Linked DNA regions of Homo sapiens: region 2 is linked to region 1. A link is an interaction called in ENCODE POLR2A ChIA-PET data of the cell type or tissue named here. Cell type or tissue: Caco-2. All regions are shown on one strand. Each heading gives the region's core, and the rest is flanking DNA. Links, peaks and the distances in the headings are about the cores only.

The links. Peaks named below come from ENCODE experiments on the same cell type or tissue, not always from the same donor. Only the 100,000 strongest peaks of a DNase experiment are listed, where the experiment ranks them.
Region 2: POLR2A ChIA-PET joins it to region 1 with 6 read pairs; 10 of 35 experiments call an interaction of 5 or more read pairs at or near these places.

Annotation. Positions count from the first base shown.
Region 1 is chr22:39,470,272-39,476,074 of GRCh38, forward strand. The region is part of intron 1 of MGAT3 (beta-1,4-mannosyl-glycoprotein 4-beta-N-acetylglucosaminyltransferase); the gene reads left to right. It overlaps MGAT3-AS1 (MGAT3 antisense RNA 1), which reads right to left. Exons shown (of 2, transcript NR_126469.1): 2 at 5,536-5,668. Among named protein-coding and RNA genes, the nearest start is that of MGAT3-AS1, 3.6 kb to the right of the region's middle. RefSeq lists enhancers at 1-816, 3,608-4,537 and a silencer at 3,085-3,442. In Caco-2, for the core only: no CTCF peak of the experiment used is centred there; DNase peaks (open chromatin) are centred at 1,670, 2,590, 4,300, 4,320 and 4 weaker places; H3K4me3 peaks cover 2,777 bases.
Region 2 is chr22:39,325,758-39,331,560 of GRCh38, forward strand. No RefSeq gene overlaps it. Among named protein-coding and RNA genes, the nearest start is that of RPL3, 9.0 kb to the left of the region's middle. RefSeq lists a silencer at 2,347-2,641. In Caco-2, for the core only: no CTCF peak of the experiment used is centred there; no DNase peak of the experiment used is centred there.

The DNA.
Region 1 (5,803 bases), core at 256-5,255:
GGGCCCCTGTCTGACGAGTGGCATCAGAGCATGCAGGGACCTGAGGAAGGGCGTTCCAGGCGGAGGGATCAGCCAGTGCGAGGACCCTGGAATGGGGCCATGCCTGAAGAGTGTAGGAGACAGGAAGGTGGGGAGTGTGGCTGGAGCCTGGGGGACAAGGGAGGCAAGGTCAGCAGAAACGCAGGCATCAGATGGCCAGGGTCCATGGCACGCAGAGGAGTTGGGGTTTTAATTCTTAGTGTGACAGGGCCATGGGAGGGCTTGAGCAGGGAGATGTGGCCTGATGGGGAATTTGCGGTGACTCTGGCTGCTGCAGAGGCAGGAGGGAAGCTAGTGAGGACCTCGGGGTGGCAGAGGAGGCAGAGAGAGGTCCATCCTGGGAGCATTTGGGGGAACGGGGCCTGCAGGCTTTCCTGCCCCTCTGCCGGGCATGTGGTGAGGCCGCACCCAGCTCAGAGGACTGGCCTGTGTCAAGACTCTGGATGTTATCCGTTTTAATCCCCTCGGGGTTGGGATGGCCTCACATTGCTGATAGAGGCACCGAGGCCCAGGGTATTCAGTGACCTGCCCAAGATCACGGAGGAGGGTTTGGAAAGGGCAGGATTTGAATCCAGCCCCTTTTGAGTCTAGACTCCAGAGAGCTATGGCCCCAAAGCAGCCCTCGCCCCACGCTGACTCCTGAGAGATTGGGGGTGGGCACCCAGGACAGCCCAGGGTCCAGGAGAGCCCTCTCACAGAGGCAGAAGCACTCAGCCCAGCCCCCTCCTGCCCGGCTTTTCCTGGGCCTCCTTTGTTATCTGACGATGGCCACCCCCACTCAGACCAAAGGCTCTGGCTGCCCCTCTGCCTGGGAGGCACCACATCTCTGGGAGCCCTGGGGGTGGGGGCAGGGGCATTCTGACCTTGGAAGCCAGGGCAGGGCAGAGCTGGCTCCTTCCCTTCTCTTGTCCAGATGGTCTGGGGCAGTTTGTTCGGGCCTGTAAGGCTGAGTGGGCTGGGAGGTGGGTAGGGAGCTGAAAGCCCGAAGTATGGGGGTCTCGAGGATTTATCCCATTGGCCTCAGTGGGTCCCGTAAGCACGGAAGCTCTTAAGCCTTTGCGGAGGGGCTGGCAACAGGGGCCTATTGATGAATTAGAAGAAGCTGTGTTCCTTCCTTCCTCTAACCTGAAGCTTTGTTAATAATTAATCATCTGCCCAATTAATAATTACAGGCTTGAGCAGCCCCTTCCCACTGCCCTCACCCCACTCCAACCTCCTCTCCGTTCCTCCTTCCTTCGCCCTCCCAGCCCCCACTCCTACCCCCGCCCTTCCGGCCATCAGTCCTTGCCGGCCTTCCTCTGCAGAGATGGCAAGGCCCTGTGCCCTTGGGAGTCCCCCTGTCCCCCACACCACACAGGGCATCGGTTCTATTCTTCCCATGAGGGCCTTTCGGCAGCCCTCCAGGGCAGGTGCCACACAATCTGACACACAGAGACACGAGGCACAGGGGCAGAGGGGCAGAGCGACACGGTACTCATTCACTCATTCTTTCACTGGATGCTATTGCACTGTTCTCTGTGGTCAGCCACCACCCTGAGCAAGACAAGCAAACAGGAAATTCCTCTCCAGGCTTAGGGGATAGCGTGGGGGAACTCCTGAGCAGGCTGGGCTGAGGGCAGCCCCCCAGGGAAGGCAAGGGCTAGGAAGAGGGAGGAGTCCCTAGAGGGCGAGGTATTGGAGGGTGGGGCTTTTTGTATAAAGCTCCCCGGCAGCAGGAATGCTCAAAGCTCTGGGCTCAGCCTCCTTCCAGGGTAGGGTGTGATTTCTGTCTTCACCCTCAAGAGGGGTGTTCTGCACACTGAGGAATGAATGCCTTGCTAAGGGTGGACCCTTGGGCTTGGAGCCAGCAGTACAATAGCTGTCTGGCCGTCTCCTGTGGGCAGAATCCAGCCTCTGCCCCCACTCCCAGAGAGACCCAACTCCCTCCAAAAGGCTATGGACTCCTGAGCCCCCTTGCAGGAGAGGCAGTGTGGGTTCAGGCTCCCTGACCCCCGCCCTGTCCCTGCCCGGTACTTTGTCAGAGACTCGGGGTCCCGCCGTGCCGAGAGTGTATTTCTGAGCTCTTCCATGCATATAGTGTTCCTTGGTTCCCTATCCTCGTCCCACTGAGAATGTCCAGTAGCCCCTCTGGGAGTCGGGGTGCAGTTCTCGGGAACCCTCCCACACAGAGAGGGAGCAAGGCGAGGCTCACAAGAGATGGACCTGCTTTTTACTGAGCGCTTGGCCCTGACAGGCTCTCCACCTGTAAAACCACAGTGTCCCTACCTCCTCAAGCACCTGGCACCTAGGAGTGGCTCTGGGAGGGTGGGGCTGCCCCTCACTGCTGCCTGGTTACCTGTTTCACAAAGGAGGAGACTGAGGCTGGAGAGGTGAGGTGACCTAGCTGGAAAGAGGTGGAGCCAGGAAACCAGCCCAGATGGAGGGCAGGGCCAGCATCTGGCGGGACAAGGTTAGTTCCTCCTGCAGTCATCTAACTGACACCTGGGCTCAGCCTCTAGGGAGGAAACTGCTGCCATAGAGCCTTGAAAGCCAGGCAGAGGGGACTAGACACTGTGCCTCAAGGCAGGTATGGGCCGGTGAGGGAAGGAGGCGGCAATGGCTGGGAGGGGCCCAGGCAGGGGTCGGGCAGCTGCAATGCGGGCTGGAGTCTTGGGGAGTGTGGGCCACAGGGAAGGGTTGGATGCATGTCACTCACAGGGAGGGCCAGGGCTTGTCAGTTTGACTCACTGAACTTCGGTTTTCTCCTCTGTGAAATAGCAGTGGGAGGCGGATGTCCACACGAGATTAGAGAACAGCTAAGATACTGAGCACAGCCCCGTCAGAGGGCGGCTCTCGGGGAGGCCTCAGATGTGCTGTCCTCTCATTCCCCTCCTTAGTCCTGTGTGTGCTGCTACCACAGAATACCTGAGACTGGGTGGTCTGTAAACAGCAGAACTTTCTCACGGATCTGGAGGCTGGGAAGTCCAGGGTCGAGGAGCTAGCATATGGCGAGGGCCCTCATGCTGCGTCATCCCATGGCAGAAGGGCAGAAGTATCCACACATGGAGACGGGCAGGGCTGACCGCATGCAGTTATCAGGAACACGATAACTAACCCACTTTGAGCCCATGCTGTTATCAGGAACAATAACTAACCCACTCCTACAATAGCAGCATAAATTCCTCCATGAGGGTGGAGCCCTCACGGCCTAATCACCTCTTAAAGTCCACACCTCAACACCACTGCACTGGGGATTAAATTTCCTACATGTGAACGTTGGGGGACACATTTTTCAGACTATAGCACCCCCTACATGATTACAGGCTGGCAAGGGGAAGCTGTGGACACAGGGGCTTGGGGATCCCTGGGCCTGTGGCCAGGCCAGGCTAGCTGGAGGCCAGGATCAGGCAGACAGCAGCAAACAAACTCCCCAAGGAGGTGGTGCAGGTGGCATGGGACCCCTCGCTTGCTTGTCTCCAAGTTCCGGGTGATCGGGGCTAGGGGAAAATAATGGGGGTGGGGGGATGGAAGTTAAGGGGAGGAGGGGGGATGGATGAGGAGGGCAGCCTGGATGGAGGTGTGTGGGCAGGGGGCAGATGGATGTGGAGTGCCAGCTCCAGGGTAGATCAGGGCAAGGTTCTGCAGTGTGGGTCAGGATCCAGGGCCTCCGGAGCCTCCTGGAGTCTGGGCCTCACCTTGGAGTTTTCCTGACTTTTTGGACCTTGAGCCTCCTTTAAGCTGCAGGAGACCCAGACACGGCGCACTGTCCAGGGTGACCCGTTCCTGTTGGAGTTGGGTAGTGGTGGGAAGGGCTGCCCTGGGTACCCTTGGCCTTGCAGGGAACTCTGGGCTCTGGGAAACATAATTTCAGCCTGGCCTTGCAGTGTGCCACCGGGGTGCTCACATGGTTTCAGGCTGGTGAGGGGCTTAGGAGGTTGGCAGGATGGGCAGATGCAGCTTTCCTGGGCAGCGAATCCGATCATCTACCAGAGCTGGAGAGCCCTGTGACCTGAAAATGGCAGGCCCATGGGGTCCTGATGGCAGTGGGGGTGAGAGGGACCCTTGCCTTGGGCAAGGCTGAAGGCAGCAGCCTGGACTTTGCCCCTGAAACTCTGAGAAGCCCCAAGGCCGCAGGTGGGTGTGGACTCTGCTGCTGTCACTTGCCAGCTGCGAGTTTGAGGCCCTGTGTGCCTGTGGGGGTGGAATGAAGCGAGGCCAGTAGTGCTACAGTCTTCACATCACCCCCAACCCTCTCACAGCCCCAAGCACCTTCCCTGCACACTGGCCCAGCCCTCACGGGCTCCCACTGCCTCCTGGCTCTGCACACAGCAGGTCTGTGGTCATGTGTGGCCCTGCAGAGGGGACCCTTTTCCTCTCCCTGAGAGATAAAGAGCCCTGTGCCTGAAATGCCACCAGCAGTACTCATTCCTCTGGCTAATCCCAAACATTCACTGAATATTTGCTCTGGGTGCTTCGGGCAGGAGCCACTGCTCACTTCTGGCCTGGCCTGTTCCCCCAGGCCAAGTTTACATCTCTCCATTCCAGGCTTTGTGTGTAAGAGGCAGTCAGAGCCCTCGGGCCCTCCTGAAATGTGCATATGCACCACTAGCCCCGGCTGGGACATCCGCCCTCTGCTCCCTGATAAGGTCCCTCTCTGCCTGGACTGGGGACTGAGGATCCGAGATGGAAAAGCCCCAGCCCAGCGCCCCTGCCTTCCTGGAGTCAGAGAGGCCTGGGTTCTGCTTGTGGTGCGGCCTTCACCAATCACCCCCTCCTCAGGGCCTCCATCTCCCTGCTGGTGTGGAGTGAGGGATGAATTCACAGCAGGGCTTGCCAGGCTTTTTTTTTTTTTTTTTTTTTTAACTGTAGAAGCTTTCCTTCCAACAAAATCTTGCGAGGAGCTCAGTGTCTGAAATTGAAAAGCTGGGAGCATCTTCTTGATTGTGTTTTTTGGGGGCGAGTCCCTGGGCTTTGTTTTCTCTCCCCCTTCACTCCACCTCTCTCTCAGGTCCTGGGGCACCTGGAGGGGAGTTCCAGGGACCTGGCTGGGAAAGAGCTGTCCTCAGTGCCCATGGGACCAGTCCATGGGATGTGTCTGTACATCTGTGTATCGGGCCCTGAGGCCCACCTTTAGCCCACCTCCCCTCCCGAGGTCTCCTTCTGCCAATCACCTGCCTAATGCCCCTGCACCCTGGTGTCAGGCAGCCCCCCAGAGCTGCATCCCTCCCTCCTGTAGTTAACCAATGCTCTATGAGCCTCTCTCAGCCAAGACCTTGGCATCAGCTCACCACTGCCCCGCCCCTGGCCCTCCCCTTCATCACGGGCCGTCTCTCAGGCTTGGCGCCCTGGGATGCTCCCTTGCTCCAGCTCTGTGACTGTCCCCATGAGGGTCCTCCCTCAGTGCAGCCCCATCTCTCCAGCGGTGCTGGCACGATGGACCCGGTTGACTCCCTGCCTCCTGCCCTCTCCGTTCAGTCTAAACTGCACAGTCTAACGTAGGAACCACTAGAGCATGCAGCTATTAAAATTCAAATTAAATTAAGCTGGGTATGGTGGTGTGAGACTTGTCCCAACTACTCACGAGGCTGAGATGGGAGGATTGCTTGAGTCCAGGAATTCACATACAGCCTGGGTAACATAGGTCTCGTCTCTAAAAAACAAAAACAAAAACATTATGGAATGAGCCTCTGGGGATGAGGAGCTGATGTCCTGAATGGACCAGTGACCAGTGCAGGAGGGGTGGAGTCCTAGCAGGGGTAGATCCCAGCTTTGGGAACCAACTTTC
Region 2 (5,803 bases), core at 269-5,268, 140 kb before region 1:
GATGCCCATTTTGGATATTGGGTATGTGTTGTTATTTTAGAAGGAAGAGTTTGATTTATATGTGTAGGGATGGATTCATTTATGGGGTTAACTATATCCTTTCTCCTTTCAAGTACAGATGTAAGGCTACATATCAAGACATATGTAATTCATCAGGGTAAAAGTAAGGACATGGCCAGGTACGGTGGCTCACGCCTGTAATCCCAGCACTTTGGGAGGCCAAGGCGGGTGGATCATGAGGTCAGGAGTTTGAGACCAGACTGACCAACATGGTGAAACCCCATCTCTACTAAAAATACAAAAATTAGCCTGGCATGGTGGCGCACGCCTGTAATCCCAACTAACTCAGGAGGCTGAGGCAGGAGAATCGCTTGAACCCGGGAGGTGGAGGTTGCAGTGAGCCAAGATTGCGCCACTGCATTCCAGCCTCGGTGACACAGTGAGACGCCGTCTCAAAAAAAAAAAAAAAAAAAAAAGGTAAGGGCATGATGGAGGGATATAAGAGGAAGCCGGAAGTGGGATCACATCTAAAATACACATTATGGATCTCTGTGTTTGTGCCAGAGGTGGTCCTCTCATTTGGTTCAGAGTTTCTGTGTAGCCAAATAAAAACGATGAATATGGCTAAACATGGTTCACAATATCCACATGATAAAAGCAAACCAGTGGCCAGAAGGAGTCTGCTGTTCCTGAAATAAGGCTTGAAAGACATTTCTCCCCAGGGGTCCTCCTCAAGGGGGCCAGGGTAGTACAGCCGATGATGCCTGGAACATCAGCCCACAGTGAACACACAATGGCCGTGTACGCTCAGTGCAGACCAAAGAACTCACAGCGACATGCTGATCCGTGTGAGCTGTTTACAAGAGGCCTTTTAAAACGAGTGGGTTGAATGATATGATCACTGACTGCCAGTTTAATGCAAAAATCAAATCCAGAGTCTGAAAAGAAATGGGTTAACTTTATTTACAAAGAGTCCCCCATCGAATTTTTTTTTTTTCAAAACGGAACTTGTAGTAAGCAGCAGAAAAGACTCCAAGATTTTGCTCACATACCTGAAGGGCAGATGGTCTCTGCTGCCAGGTAAAACCCAAGGTGTACTCTAACTTTTGTGGAAGATTAGGAGGACTTGAGGAGGAGGAGAATGGAGGAAGCAGGAGGGCAAGAGAGGAGTTGGGTGGGACAGTTTTGCCTTGATGGTGTTTAAAGGTCTGTGTTCCCCCACTAGCCTGGGGGCTTCATGTTGGCAAAGCATATGTCTCCTCCCCATGTGCTCTGCCTGGAGGCAGAGCCTAGCATAGAGAAGATGCTGAGTCGCATTTGTCAGATGAGGGCATGAAAATAGTGGACCCAAACGAGGACATTACAGCTGCATTTTCTTTCTTTCTTTATTTTTGAGACAGAGTTTTGCTCTTGTTGCCCAGGCTGGAGTGCAATGGCACAATCTCAGCTCACTGCAACCTCCGCCTCCCGTTTGCAAGTGATTCTCCTGCCTCAGCCTCCCGAGTAGCTGGGATTACAGGTGCCCACCACCACGTCCAGCTAATTTTTGTATTTTTAGTAGAGACTGGGTTTTGCTATGTTGGATAGGCTGGTCTCGAACTCCTGACCTCAAGTGATCCACCCGCCTCGGCCTCCCAAAGTGCTGAGATTACAGGTGTGAGCCACTGCGCCTGACTTATTATTATTTTTTGAGATAGAGTTTTGCTCTTGTTGCCCAGGCTGGAGTGCAATGGCGCAATCTCAGCTCACTGCAACCTCCACCTCCCAGATTCAAGCGATTCTCCTGTCTCAGCCTCCTGAGTAGCTGGGATTACAGACACCCGCCAGCACGCTTGACTAATTTTTGTACTTTTAGTAGAGATGGGGTTTTGCCATGTTGGCCAGACTAGTCTCAAACTCCTGATATCAGGTGATCCGCCCGCCTCTGCCTCCCAAAGTGCTAGGATTACAGGCATGAGCCACTGTGCCCAGCCTACAGCTGCATTCTCAATGGCTGCCTGCATTGCCCATTATGGACAAAGCAATTATGCCCTCTCTTTGACATAAGTTCATATCCTGATCTTTTGTGCTGTCATTGATCACTGCAAAACTACCCTGCCCAGGTGACAGGATGTTTGGTCCAGAGGGTCAGCTAATATGAGCTTGGGGCGTGAGTGCAGCCTCATGTCCCTGGGGCAGGAGCCTGGGTACACAGCCTTTGGGTCGTGAAGGCCCCTTGCTGTGCTTCTCCACGAGGAGCTGTGGGGGAAATGCCCCACAGAATGGGAGCTGGCTGGGCAGGGAGGTCTGGCAGATCCTGCTTCCGTTCCTGCTGCTGTGTGGCCTAGGCCTGGTGAACTTCTGTGCATCCCTGCTGGGGCTGCAGGCGGAGATGGCAAATCCAGCCTCCCACTGGCTCTCGGTCTCCATGCTGGGCGCCTGCATCCTGTGGTGCAGCAGCCTGCCAGTGGGTGGAGGTCTCATCCTCATCCTGTCCTGGAGACTGTGCATGGAGGTGATGCTGGCTGGCCAGCGGGCCTTGTGGCAGCAGCTGACTGTTGTGCGGATCTGGAACCTACAGCTGTTCATCACCCTGATCCATGGAGCCTGCCGCTGCATCTCACGACTCCTGCAACACCTGTGGTGGGAGGCCGGCCTAGCCGTGTTCTCCATGGCCCATTGGGCCTACTACAGCCTGGTGGGCTTCCGCCACGATAACAGCAAGGTGTTGGAGCTGCTGCTGCAGGCCGTGCTATAGCACATGGCCATGTCCCTGCTGGCCTGCTGCCTGGACAGGCTGTGGGTGGCCATGGGACGGGTGGCCTAGGCCATGCGGGGCTGTGGCCTTCAACCCCTGGAGAGGGCCAGGCTGTGCCGGGCAGCCTCCACAGACCTGGATGCAGTCACCACTATCCTCCCAGCGACCACCATCCCTTTCAGCCAGCACTTCCCCGGACCTGACCTGGCCACCATGAGTAGGCTCTCACCAGCCTCCATGAGCCTGTGCATAGTGGTTGGGGTCAAGGATGCCAGCGAGGGAGAAGAAGGCTGTGGCTATGGGGCCACCAACATATCTCTTAGCACCAGGTTCTGGAGCAGTAGGACAAGCAAGGTGGCCTTGAAATCTTCATCCAAGCAGGCCCTCGCACAGCAGCTCAAGACGACCTGTCTCCTCATCATTTTTCTGTATATCTGTGCCGTGTCTCTCTTCATGCAGAGCTTAAAATAAAGCGATTAACTGTGGGCCGGCCCCCGGTATGTTCCCTGCCTAGCTTTGTCAGGGGGAGATAGAATGGCGACAGATCTGTCCACTTAGGCCTTTACTGGGCTGGTGGGTGGTTCCCAGTATGCAAGACACATGCATACCAGGGGCTGGGCTGGGGGACCTAGTCTCAGCCCTGTCACTACTGTGTATCCTTGCGGAGGTTCCTTTACCCTTCTCAGCCTCAGTTCCCTTTCCTGCAAAATATAGATAATAGGACTCTGAGGAGAGGGGATCTATAAAAAGGTGTCGTTTATGAATTGTAGCATGCTCTTCCCCCTCTAATTACTCGAACAAATAGTGCACAAAACCTTCTTCCTTTTTTTTTTTTTTTTTTTGAGATGGAGTTTCACTTTTGTCACCCAGGCTGGAGTGCAATGGCGCAATCTCAGCTCACCACAACATCTGCCTCCTGGGTTCAAGCGATTCTCCTGCCTCAGCCTCCCAAGTAGCTGGAATTACAGGCATGCACCACCACACCCAGCTAATTTTTGTATTTTTAGTAGAGACGGGGTTTCTCCATGTTGGTCAGGCTGGTCTCCACCTCTCGACCTCAGGTGATCCGCCCACCTCGGCCTCCCAAAGTGCTGGGATTACAGGCGTGAGCCACCACACCCCGCCACCTCTTTTCTATTAAAGGACATAAAAGAAGTCCTGAATAAATGGAGAGACATCACCAGTTCATGGATGGCCTGACATGTCTTTAAAATGTCAGTTGTGGCCAGGCGCAGTGGCTCACACCTGTAATCCCAGGACTTTGGGAGGCCAAGGTAGGCGGATCACCTGAGGTCAGGAGTTTGAGACCAGCCTGGCCAACAAGGCAAAACCCCGTCTCTACTAAAAATATAAAAATTAGCCAGGTGTGGTGCCACACGCCTGTAATCCCAGCTACTCGGGAGGCTGAGGCAGGAGAATTGCTTGAGCCCGGGAGGTGGAGGTTGCAGTGAGCCGAGATTATGCCACTGCACTCCAGCCTGGCCAACAAGGTGAGACTCTGTCTCAAAAAAGTAAATAAATAGGCTAGGCATGGTGGCTCACGCCTGTAATCCCAGCACTTTGGGAGGCCAAGGCGGCAGATCACCTGAGGTCAGGAATTCGAGACCAGCCTGACCAACATGGTGAAACCCCATCTCTACTGAAAACACAAAAATTAGCCAGGCATGGTGGCACACGCCTGTAATCCCAGCTACTCAGGTGGCTGAGGCAGGAGAATTGCTTGAACCCGGAGGTTCAGTGAGCTGAGATCGCACCACTGCACTCCAGCCTGGGCGACAGAGTGAGACTCTGTGTCAAAAATAAATAAATAAATAAATAAATAAATAAATAAATAAATAAAATAAAAATAAAATGTCAGTTGTGGCCAGGTGCGGTGGCTCACGCCTGTAATCCTACCACTTTGGGAGCCTGAGGTGGGTGGATCACCTGAGGTCAGGAGTTCGAGATCAGCCTGGCCAACATGGTGAAACCCTGTCTTTATTAAAAATGCAAAAATTAGCTGGGTGTGGTGGTGGGCACCTGTAATCCCAGCTACTCGGGAGGCTAAGGCAGGGGAATCATTTGAACCCAGGAGGCAGAGGTTGCAGTGAACCGAGATTGTGCCACTGAACTCCAGCCTGGGCAACAAGAGTGAAACTCCATCTCAAAAATAAAATAATAAAATAAAATAAAATAGTCAGTCATCTCCATAGTAATCTTTAAAATCATTAGGATTTCAACCAGAATCCCAAGGGATTTGGGCAAGAGGTGGGGGGATGGGGTGACTCATACATTGATTCTAAAATGTATGTGGAAGGCCAGGCATAGTGGCTCATGCCTGTAATCTCAACACTTTAGGAGGCTGAGGTGGGAGGATCACTTGAGCCCAGAAGTTTGAGACCAGCCTGAGGAACATAGCAAGACCTCATCTCTATTTTTTAAAAATTAGCTGGTCATGGTGCTACATACCTGTAGTCTCAGCTACTCAGGAGGCTGAGGAGAGAGGATCACTTGAGCCCAGGAGTTCAAGGCTGCAGTGAGCCAAGATGGCACCACTGCACTCTAGCCTAAGGCAGAGCAAGACCCTGTCTCAAAAAAAAAAAAGATATGTCCACCTACAACCTGCGAATGGGGGTGGCTGAAATATGAGAATCGCTCAAACCTGGGAAGTAGAGGTTGCAGTGAGCTGAGATCGTGCCACTGCACTCCAGCCTAGGTGACAGAGCGAGACTGTCTTAAAACAAACAAACAAACAAACAAGAGTTCAGTGGAGGAAGGAACTGCAGATGGAGGAACATGCCGAGACCCAGCTCAATGTCCCTCTAGGCCCCTAGTACTGGTGGATTTTAATCAGTGGAATAAAGCGATTTAATCTGTGGTGTAAGAGCCCCCTAGCTGCCGGGTGGAGAACAGATTCAGGGTAGCTGGGATTCTCCATGCTGGCCAGCTTGGTCTCGAACTCCTGACCTCAAGTGATCCACCCGCCTCGGCCTCCCAAAGTGCTGGGATTACACGTGCCTGTAGTCCCAGCTACTTGGGAGGCTGAAGCAGGAGAATTGCTTGAACCCGGGAGACAGAGGTTGCAGC